Linked DNA regions of Homo sapiens: region 1 is linked to region 2. The links are chromatin contacts, found by Hi-C or POLR2A ChIA-PET in ENCODE. All regions are on one chromosome and are shown on one strand. Each heading gives the region's core, a stretch centred on a gene start or an enhancer-like site at or near the end of the contact. The rest is flanking DNA. Distances are from core to core; before and after follow the strand shown. Region 1 has its middle 9.3 kb from the start of LINC01104. Region 2 overlaps AFF3 (ALF transcription elongation factor 3).

Region 1 (5,769 bases), core at 432-2,931, 320 kb after region 2:
CCGGACTACAGGCAACGTGAGCTGCAGTGTTTTTCTTTCATCTCAAGTGTGTTGCCCTGATGTAAACATATGTGGGTTGGGACTCCCAAACCATGGCAACCTGAGGCTGTGGTCAAGGAGGTATGGGTCTGCTGGTTGCTTTGCTTACGACTCCCTAAACCCTCTTTCCCCCACCCCACAATGTCCTTCTAGCTTCCTGGCAGGGCTCCCAGGTTAGTCCCATGTGGTCCTTTAGGGTACTTTGCCTCTGAAGTCAAGACACTACCCTTTCTTGTTCACTGTCAGCAGCCTCCAATGCCTCTGCCTTCCTACGGGGCTGGTGACATGGCGTGGCCCTTGTGCAACTTTTGGTTTGGCCATGGCTTTGATCTCTCTTGTTAATGTTGTCTCCTTAGTCACCCCTCATTGCCAATGCTGGGCCTGCCTCCCTCTACATAATCCTGGCCGTATCCCTTGTGCAGGGCAAAGACTCTCTGTCTGTGTTAAGACCTAAAAAAAATTAAGTTGTCCAACAGGGAGGCTTAGAGTCTTACAGTGACCCTAGGCTGCAACACTTTTCTTTTTCTCTTTTTTTTTTTTTTGAGATGGAGTTTCACTCTTGTTGCCCAGGCTGGAGTGCAAAGGTGCGATCTTGGCTCACCGCAACCATCTCCTCTCAGATTCAAGTGAGTCTCCTGCCTCAGCCTCCTGAGTAGCTGGGATTACAGGTGTGCGCCACCACCCCCAGCTGATTTTGTCTTTTTAGTAGAGCTGGGGTTTCTCTATGTTGGTCAGGCTGGTCTCAAACTCCCGACCTCAAGTGATCCATCCGCCTTGGCCTCCCAAAGTACTGGGATTACAGGCGTGAGCCACCGCGCCCGGCCGCTGCAATGCTTTTCTTTTTCTCCGTCTTTCATTTCAGTGTAGTGATCCCACCCCCTTCCCGCTGGGGCCTTCGTTTAAATTCCCTGAGGGTGGACTTCAAAATTGTTCCCTCCCATCTTTCCGGACTGGGATATGATAACTGCTGTTCCCAGGCCCACGGTGGGCATTTTATCCCCATCTGATCTCCTCCCAGAAAAGCCGAGAGGAGGCCCTTTCCTTTCTATCCCCGGACATGTGTGAGGGCCCCAGCTGCAGGGTGGCCGTGACACCCTGGATCCTGCAGGCCTCTCTGCCCACTTGGGGAGACGTGATGCGCAGAGCCGGACAAGCACACTGTCCTTTAAACTTACCCTGTAAATTGAACTTCAGGCCAAGACAAATATGGAGTTTTGAGCTCAAACCTATTAAAGGGATTTATGTGTGACTAAAAATAGAGAAAAATTCATTACATTCTTTTCTTGTAAGAAGCTGGATTTGCTTTGCCAAGTGTGTCTCAGAAAGTGCATCTTTTTTTTCCTGTCAATAGTTTCATTTGCTGCCATTCCCAGCAGGGCAGATTGTCCATTAAATAATCACAATATAAGGAAATCCTCAATAAAATAAAATCTTAGCTCAAGAGTACATAGGTACACCTCGCTTTAAAGAATAGAGATGTTCTTCAAAGTGGCTTTTCGGTAAAACAACTAAGAAATACCAGAAATGCACCAGAGGGAAATAAAAAATGTGGCTCTGACTCTAGACAAGAGGAGAGGTTGGGGTGCGGGCAGCAGCAGCCTGGGGGAGGGGCAGAGCTCATGCCTGGGCCTGGCTGTGGCTCCAGGAAGCTGGACGCCGCCGCCTGCTCCTGGGAGGCTGCTGCCCAGAAGGCCAGCAGGGAGCTCGGGCCCCTCTTCCCCGCCCTCTCCCTTCCTCGCCTGCTTTGCACCATTATCAGCCCAAGGCAGAAACAGTGAGAGATGGGAAGCTGCCTTGGAGATGATCACAGAGCCAATAGGAGAACAGCCTTGCTTCATGGACAATTTACAGCAGCTGTCTGAAGCACAGTTGCTTCTGGAATGCAAGGCACAATGGGTACAGCTCGGAGGAAGGCATTTTATGTACTAGAAATTTCTGTGCTGAGCTTGGGAAGCTGCCTTTTAGACACACAAATGGCTTATATAACCCAGAGGTCAGCTGGGGCCTCTGTGTCCTTGGAGAGCTCTGAAGAGGCTGTCCTGTGAGGTAAAGGTGGCTTCACAAACTCCCCCTTTTCAGTGGCCTCCTGCTGACTCCTGCCACCCCCAGACTGACTCTAGGTGTGGGTCCCACCTGCCTTTGGCTCCTGTGTCACCTGTCCTGAGGAAGAGTCAGATATGGAATCCCCCAGGCCCTCCCCCTGAAATCCATTTACGCAGAGGCAGCACAAGGCACCCTGAGGACTTATCTGAAGGAGGTGGTCAGGGTCACAGTTCCAAAATCCCCACAGGCTCTCCTTTAGCGGTGATGGACATGTTTTAAGACTGGAAAGGGTGACGGCTGCGTGCTTCTGGGGAGATATTAAATGCTCCTGAGTTGTGCTATATAATTTTAAATGCTTCATCTTACATGTATCTCACCTTAATAAAAAACAGAAACTAAAACATTTTCCCTGCAAACCTGCCCTCGGCAGAGCACAGCCCTTCTCCCCCTCGTCCTCCCTGCTCTGCCTGGGGCACCCGCATTTGCCCTCACCCCCTCCTCAAGAGGCTCAGCAACTCAGGGCCTGGCCGGGCACGGTCACGCCTCCTCACAAGCAGTCAGTGAAGGATGGTCCTTTCAGTCTGTGCCCTGGACTTAGCTGGAGGAAGGTTTAATTTTTAGTGAGCCAGCAGCTTCTGTGGCACTATCTCCCAGATGGGGCTGGGCCCCAGTGAGCGGGATAGACAGATCCTAGCCTCAAAACTCCTCAGGTTCTCAGAGGAGAGCTTGTCAGTGCACCTCCGTGGTCGGTTGGGGGCTCTGAAGTTGGATGGCAGCCCTGGAAGGCAGCCTGCCGTGGCTTCTGCCCTGCTCAGGGGCCTGTGCCTGCCCTCCAGGCTGTGGTCTCAGCCTCTCCCCTCTGTGAATGAGGCGATTCTGCTCGCCTCATTGGTGATGGGACATGGCCAGCACACAGTGAGTGACAGTGAGTATCAGAGATCACCCTTCTTCCGCCTTGGAGCAGGGCCAGCAGAGGGACTCAGCTGTGTGGGGTTTTGACCTGAAGTTCCTATGGCATGACCAAGTATATTCACCTTCATTCTCAGCATTCCAAGGGAACCTGCCCAATATGGACTCAGGCATTGGGGTCCCTGGGATGGCTAGGCTGCCTGGAGAGCAAGCGGCTGGAGGTCCCTGGGCCTCACCATCAGTGCCTTGCAAGGCAACTGGATCTTGGTTAATTGCTTATATTTATATTAATTACAGTTTACAAAACACTTTCACAATAATTTTCTCACTTGTTTTCACAACCACCCCAGGAAGCAGATTTCATCTTCATATTTAGAGATGAGAAAGCTGAGACTCGAAGAGGTGAGGTGACTTGCCTAATGTCACACAGCAAAGAGCAGAAGCAAGAGTCCAAACCAGGCACCTGACTCCCCAAGTGACCTCCTAGGCAGGAGCTCTGTCCATGAGATTGTCCTTAGCAGGGCTCTGCCATGGGCCCGGCACTGGGATGGGGTTTGGAGGGACTAATGGAAGCGAGGTTCACATGGATCTTGTCCCCGTGAAGCTTACAGTCTCCATAAAGGCAGCTGAAGTTCAGCAGTTCCTGGCCCAAATGGTCACCAAGACATAGTCCTCAAATCTCCAGGTCATGTGTGATCATTTTATTTTCTTCAAGAGCATATTGTGATGGTGAGCTGGCCACTGTGAGAAAAGTGGTGGCCGGCTGCTAAGGTTTGGATCTGTGTCCCCACCCAAATCGCATGTTGAAATGTAATCTCTAGTGTGGAGGTGGGGCCTGGTGGGAGGTGATTGGATCATGGGGGCGGTTTCTCATGATTTAACACCATCCGCCACTTGGTGCTGTCATCATGATAGTGAGTTCTCATGAGAGCTGGTCATTTAAAAGTGTGTGGTACCTCCTTCCTCCCTCTTCCTCCTGCTCTGGCCATGTGAAGTGCTGGCTTCCCTTTGCCTTTGCCTTCTGCCATGATTGTAAGTTTCCTGAGGCCTCCCCAGAAGCTGAGCAGATGCCGCCGTGCTTCCTGGACAGGCTGCAGAACGGTGAGCCACTTAAACCTCTTTTCTTTATAAATTACCCAGTCTCAGGTATTTCTTTGCAGCAGTGAAAGAATGGATCAATACACCGGCCCTCGGTGCGGTCAGGGAGGTGGCCCAGCGGAGAGCAGCCTGAACCCAAGGCAGAGTCAGGGACCCGGCTCCCTAAGCCTCTGCTCAGTTTTCTCATTGGCCAAATGGAAAACATCAGAGTATCTGCCTCCTAAGCATATTCTAAAGATTGAATGAGAAAATCTACATAAAAATATTTAGCTAGCACAGTGTCCAAAGTTGTATTACCACCCACTCAGGCAAGCTTGGCTCCATGTTAATCATCTTCACTAACGGGCATTAGCTGATCCTACAAGTTTTGCAAATGATTGTGTCCTATGGGATTCACTACTTCACGTGCAATTAACCACTCAAAGTTGGATGTCCTTTATTTTTATATATGCATTTAGGCATAGATAAAAAATGTAGAGTACTAAAAACACTACCATAATGAATAGCAGACAACGAAATTATTCCTTGAGAGCTTTTTTTTTTCTGAATCCTCCAGCACAAAAGACATTTGGAGGAGAACAATTTAATTATAAAAGCATTTTTTTTACATCTACTATTTCATTTATTGTCAGATTAGGGGATAGACCTTAATTATAGTTTTTAATAAGTATTCTTAACCTGTTGCATATCTATGGTGTTTTTCAAAGTTACTACAATACAGTAAATAATTCTCAACAGATTAAGAAGGTAATAACATATTCCTTTTAAAGAAAGATATTGAGAAATATGTAAGAAATGATAGTCTCCTATTCTCATGTCTGTGTTCACTACCCACGTGTTTTCTGGGAAGAAATATGAAATAAAATGATTTTCAAAAGAGAGTCCTTCTCAAACAAATACTGACGGTTAACTGCTTTTACATATAATGGCAAGTTGAGTCAGCCACCATTTTTAATAAAACTGATTAATGACTAAGTGTGGACAAAACAGGGAAGTGAGTAATCAGGTGGAATTTATGCTATCCTAAAGCCGGAATAAAAGTCTATGAGATGGAAAAAAAGTCTTTAGGGGCTTGGCCAAGTTCTTAAATAATTGGGAGGCTGAGCAGAGGGGCCGCTCTCAGGAATCAGCATCCAGTTGCACAGACAGAGCCTATTAAAAATTAAGAAAATAGTTTGAGATGACTATTTTAAGCGTTATGAATTGCCAAATGGCAAATGCCTAGCTGAACAGATGACTGGTTTGGATTCTTAATAGCCAATTGTAAAGGAAATGGACCACAACAGGCTTTCAGACACAGAAGTGGCCGTCCGTGCTGAGACCGAGGTGTGGGGTACATCTAAATGTAAGGATCAGCAGTTCCCCAGAGAGCAAACGTGAAAAGCTCAAGTCTAATTTCCCATCATTGTTGAGCATTTTCCAGAAAATTAAGGGCCAATCTGGAGCTGGAGATAGGAGTGTAGGGAGCATCTGCATTGGACTGAGTCTTAGAGTTGGGGAAGCCCAGGGACGGGGTGAGACTATTTTAGGCGTTATTTAACAGTCTAATAATTCGAGGGGTTTTTAAGACCATTGTATTAATCATGCTTTTTCTTGTCCATATTTCCTGGTGCTTTGACATCTTGGGGCCCTGCTTGACTCTGAAGAGACTGCCCCTTCCAGGGCTGGCCAAATCCTAGA
Region 2 (5,356 bases), core at 2,331-4,830:
TAAGGACAATCATGGGAATCAGCTGGACATGGTAGCCAGCATGGAAATGCTGAAGATGCCCTCTCAGTTTCTGGGTTGGATGAATGACTCGTCAAACAGTGAAGCCACTGAGAAGTGGGATTGAGGGGGAGATGTAATCGGTATGAAGGGCAGGAGGAAGATGATGAGCTCAGTTTGGGGCATGCATTTGGGATGCCAGGGGGCCTTCAGGTACAGATGTCTACCACCTGCTGTGATGGGGACTTGGGAAAATGCTAACAATTGGAATCACCACTATGAGAAATGAGACTGAAAGTGATTAGAAGCATGAAGAAAGAGGCTGTGAGGCCCATGGGTGGTGAAAGCCATTACAACTGATGGCAGCATAGACAGGGAACCTCCTTTATGACGAGACTGTCACTGGCACTTTATTAAAGACCATCATTCTATAGTCAGAAGTTCAGACCATGTTCACAAAACACATGAAGCCAGGATGATTATTTTTGGAATGCAATGAAAAGATTAAATGAAAACATAAAACTATTTTATGAGCATAATATACTACTTTGTTTAGAAAAATATATACTGCTTGTTTGTTACTAGTATGAAGGTTGCTAAATAGAGACTAGACACTATCTAGACTCTAGGTGTTAATTTTTTTCCATTCCAAAACAAAGTAATTCACAAAAACGTGCACTATTCATTCATGCAATAAGTATTACTAAGTCCCACTGTGGGCCAGATGCTATTCTAGGTGCTGGAGAGAGAGTAGTAAGAAGTACTGAAGGCACTAAAAAAATGCATGTTGGATGAACACATCAAATCAAATCACTCTATTATTACATCACACCCTCAACACTGCTCCCCAGTTCCACAGACATGATACTATCAGTCAGCTTACCTTGATTAGTAATCATTAAATGTTGCAGAAACACCTAACAGTTAAGTCCTATGTTGAAAAAAAATAGACATCCAATAAAATGCAAATTTGTGGTAAGCAGTAGGAGAAAACAAGAAGCGGAAAGAGGAAGGTTGCCTAACCTCGATGGCAATATTCTCTAGGTCATCCGTGAGCTTTGAGTTGTGAAGAAAAATCCAGGCAGGTCAATTTGACCTTGGAACAGAATTCTTTTGGTTGAATGTTAAGTGGCTAAATTACAACTTTGGGGAGAAACAGTTCTTGCAATGGAACGCTCTTCCCTGCCTGATTAGACTTAATCAGACTTTTTTGTACTTTAGGGTCAGGGAAAATTTTCAACCTGTAATCATGTACTTATTGGGACACACTAAGAGTTCATGATGGATTTTTAAACACCCAGAGCCTTCCAAATTAACTCAAAGTCTCATGATTTCTCCCTTTAATATGTTACTTTATAACAAGTAGATTTTAATAAAAATTAAGGGAAAAAAATTTCAGGTTTCTGCCAGGAGGCACTGACTTGTATTTCTTCCAAGTCTCATGCTCTCTGGGGGTATGCATCTACTGAATTCATAAAATAAAAACATAGTAAATGGTAAATGTAAATGTAAGAAGAGGTAAGACATTTCCATCAATTCCCTAAGAAAACTATCACCAAACTCTTGATTTGGAAATAATGAAGTCTCCCAAGTAAAAGTAAAAGGAGGGTTGGCTAGGGGATTCCCAATGCCTGCCAACAAAACCTGGTTTAGACTTTCTGTTTTAGAGCATTCTGGCCAATAAACTTCACAGAGATTTAAACAATAGCCCTTTGGATTCACTTTGGATTCCTTAAGTCCATGGACTGTCTTTCAAATATCTAAATGAAACTAGACAGAAGTTAGAAAAAAAACAACTAGATAACCCTAAGGCCACAAAATTAGGTAACTTCAGAGAGAAGATGTCAGAATTTTTTTATGTGCATCAAGTCTATACTCATGGGCAGCCCAGGAATCTGCGGGTAAGAAGCACTGAAGTGATAACTCATAGGGTTGAAAAAAATTCCGGAGCTGATCACGGTGAAGGAAACATAAAGCACGCAGTTCTAAAACTGTTTTCCAGATTGTATTCTTTAACAAAGATACCTATTATTTATGCTTTTGAAAAAAGTCAGTGACGTCCCTACACAGTTCATAATGAGTTCTGCAGATTCATGGAATTCCTTTCTTGAAATCATTTCCTTTCCCTGAACTTCTATGTTTATACCATCCATAGTATCACATCCATCTTCCAGCTTATTTAAATTCTGACTGTGAACAGGGACCATGTTTGTATCTTCTGGGCTGTGCTCATCAACTTCCTAGTAGCTCCATAAACGTGTATAACAACAATATTAATAATATTAATGAAGCACTACATTAAAAACTACAGCGTGTGTATCAGTATTTCTTCTATTTCCTTGAGGTACAGCAAGCAACCTTTGTAGAATTTCTCTATCACCTCGTGGGTAGGAGAATGAAAAGAGTTTCTCTGTCAAGATGATTTGGAGCTTTTGGATAGTTTGCTCCAAGTCAACAGGGTATAAAAGAATGGTCCTTATACTCTTGTGTATTTTGCCAAAGGCAGCAAAATAAATTAGTCATCATTTCACACGTGGCCAAGTTCACAAACCATCACATCTTGCCAACGTGCCCAAGGACCATATCTGTGCTCTGCGACCTAAATACAGAAACCCTAGTCTTAATGTCCACCACTTTCTTGAGTATTTTATGTCCTTTTTGATTACTATTAATGTCCATGGGAACAGATAAAGTAGCTACAAACTCTTTTAACAGGTATGAGTATCAGCTATCACTGTAACTTTCATTAAAATATAAAAACAGTTAAAAACCAAACAGAGCATCACTTTTTAATATTATCTAAAATAACAATAAAGGTGGTCAGATGGTTACGTGTTCATTTAATTGCTAATGAAGCCAGACCAATAAGTCAAAGCTGGATTCCCTGTAGAATATCGATTTGAAGTATTAGCAGCAAGGATCGTTTGGTAAGACAGATTTAAAATAGGAGTAAAGATTTTACTTTCCAAGGATTCATCTTTGAATTCTTGTGGGTGGTTGTTTTATTTCCAGCCTGCTAAAAACCATAATATCACCTGAAGCAAGCAGGCATGAGCCTGGAACGGGAGTGAAATGACAACGAAACATTTGTACATGTTATTAAAGCTAATGAAGCAAGACACGCACTGCCTGGTTTTGTGTCACGCGCCCCTGGAGAGCCCAACTGTGTTCTGGGGCTGGCTGTGGCATCTCCCCAGGATATGGCTCACCCTGAGGCCTCTGATTCAGCGGCAGAGCTGTTTTTCCCCTCGGGAAAGACCAAACAGACACCTGACCTTTTATAAAACCTCTAGGATGAATCACAAGTAAAGTTCTTTGGCATTCTGAGGTGGTGGGTGGAAATCAAGGCTTGACAGGCGGCCATGGGATGGGCAGCGTGGGCTGGCGCTATGGGCTATGCCATAGCGTGGAGAATCCCTCACACTAGGACCCCTGGCCTGCATGTCATCTGGCATCCAGAACTCCCACTCAATTTCCAAAAGGTGCTACCCACCCTGGAAAAAAATCTAGCCCACTGAGTAGCTGGGAAAATCCACAGCCAGGGAGACAGATGGCTCAGGAAGAAGCAATCTGGAATAATAGTGAGGGTGTGGGAGTTGGAGTGTAGGCTGGGCAAGGAGATCAGAGAGGAAAGAACGGGCATCTGTATGTGGCGACAGATGACGGAGTGCTGTTTGGGACGAGCAGTTGGAGGAGGCAAAGGAAATGGAAGTAATGTACTTATGCATAAGGGCTGTATCATAATTAGGAAAATTCCCCTTCTGTCTACCCCGCAAGTCCCACTTGGTTCAGATGGGGGCAGACAGCAGAGAGCACTTACTTCACGGAGGAAGCAGAGGCTACCCGCTATTCCAACAGGCTTTCTATTTCTGATAGAAACAAATCCAAACTGAGCTAATTTGTGTACAGCTGCAGGCAATATAAACACGGCTATTTAGAATTCTTTATAGAGTATAGGCCTTTGTACTCTATACTTCATGGAAGTTAATAAGTAGGTGTCAAACTCTGAATTAAAATTCCCAGAAGAGGACACAGCACAAAGGACAATAAAAATGATTTTTAAATAATCATAGGGATAAATAGCATCCACTTCTGACAAATGTAAGTGCTGGCATAAAATGTTATTAGGCTACAGAGATTGTCTTTTGTTCAGGAAGTATATTTTATTCTCCTGCCTCATCATTCATCATCCTAATGAGCCCTCAAAATGTAAATTAAATAGCAAAGACGGATTCATTTGAAAAGCATCTTTTCAAAAAAAAAAAAAAAGCTAGGTGTTAAACCATTTTTTCTACTTTTATTCTATATATTGTTTCATTTTTTCATTGAAAAAAAGCCCTCAGTACTTGAACACTTTATGGGGTAAGTTCATGCAATTCATATTTTCAGTAAACAGTTCATTCATTCTCCAGTACTATGGGATTGGTGATTTGAAAAGAAAAAAAAAATCGCATTTTAAAATGGTATGCCCTGTAAATGATGTTTGATCCGGAAAATCTGAGAAACCTGTGCACGCATTCACTTTTTTGTTTTATTCAGAAGTGATTTGGTCCAGGGAAACCCTCAATGGAAAAGGATTAGTGAAAATTTCAAACAGCTTTAGTTTACTGAACTGAATGCATTAATGGCTAAGCAAACACCAGTTCAACCATTAATGATAAAAGAAGAAGGTCATGAGCCAAATTAGTTGCAATTTCTTGTTATGTATTGATAAGAACATTACCCGTTCCTATGATGAATAGAGAAATCAGGGTTTTGTACTTGACCTGAATTTATGCATGAGCACACACAACAGAAGTGACTGAACAGCTCTGCTGGGGAGGCACCCAGGAAAAACACGCTGGGAAAGGAAAATAGCAGCAAATCATGTCTCATTTTGGCATGATTGGTCCTCATTTGCCTGTCTCTCTCTCTCTCTCTCTGTCTCTCTCTCTCTCCCCCTCACTCTCCCCACCCTCTCTCACTGCAACCCATAAATCATTCTTCGCATTCTTTGGCTGTTCCTGCTTATGTGAGAGAGCTCAGCTCCCAGCTCTCTGTGGGTGAACATATATAAAATGAAGACACAAGTAACTGCACTGTTGAGGTTTGCCTGATGTCCAGGGAACAGCCATTAATCTGCACAAGGGGGTTTCAAAAGCCCCACTCTGCCGAATAAATTATCGTTAACCAATCTAGGCATTCTAAAGACACTATATTTTTATGAGGTCAAATGTTGCAGAAATATCCCAGAGGGAGGGTAGAAACTATCCAGCTGTGAAAGAAGCTAGTGACAGCACTGCACAGAAGCCTGGGGGGTCCTGCAGTGGCTACAGACCGGCTGCAGCCCTGGCTGAAGCACATCCTCAGTCTGCCTGGT

Evidence for each region. Hi-C counts contacts between places; a loop is a spot of excess contacts on that map. ChIA-PET counts read pairs that join two places held with the same protein, here RNA polymerase II (POLR2A).
Region 1: a loop to region 2 is called in a map of endothelial cell of umbilical vein, with 2.9 times the contacts of the local background. The contact joins two enhancer-like sites. A Hi-C loop is called at or near these places in 1 of 168 maps with a recorded cell type or tissue (endothelial cell of umbilical vein). POLR2A ChIA-PET finds 5 or more read pairs at or near these places in 1 of 52 experiments (activated CD4-positive, alpha-beta T cell).

The regions. Positions count from the first base shown.
Region 1 is chr2:100,196,055-100,201,823 of GRCh38, forward strand. No RefSeq gene overlaps it. Among named protein-coding and RNA genes, the nearest start is that of LINC01104, 9.3 kb to the right of the region's middle. Within about 2 kb of position 1,682, at least 21 of the 41 ENCODE cell types and tissues checked have a DNase peak (open chromatin) inside an H3K27ac peak, as active enhancers do.
Region 2 is chr2:99,877,156-99,882,511 of GRCh38, forward strand. The region is part of intron 7 of AFF3 (ALF transcription elongation factor 3); the gene reads right to left. Among named protein-coding and RNA genes, the nearest start is that of AFF3, 260 kb to the right of the region's middle. Within about 2 kb of position 3,581, at least 5 of the 41 ENCODE cell types and tissues checked have a DNase peak (open chromatin) inside an H3K27ac peak, as active enhancers do.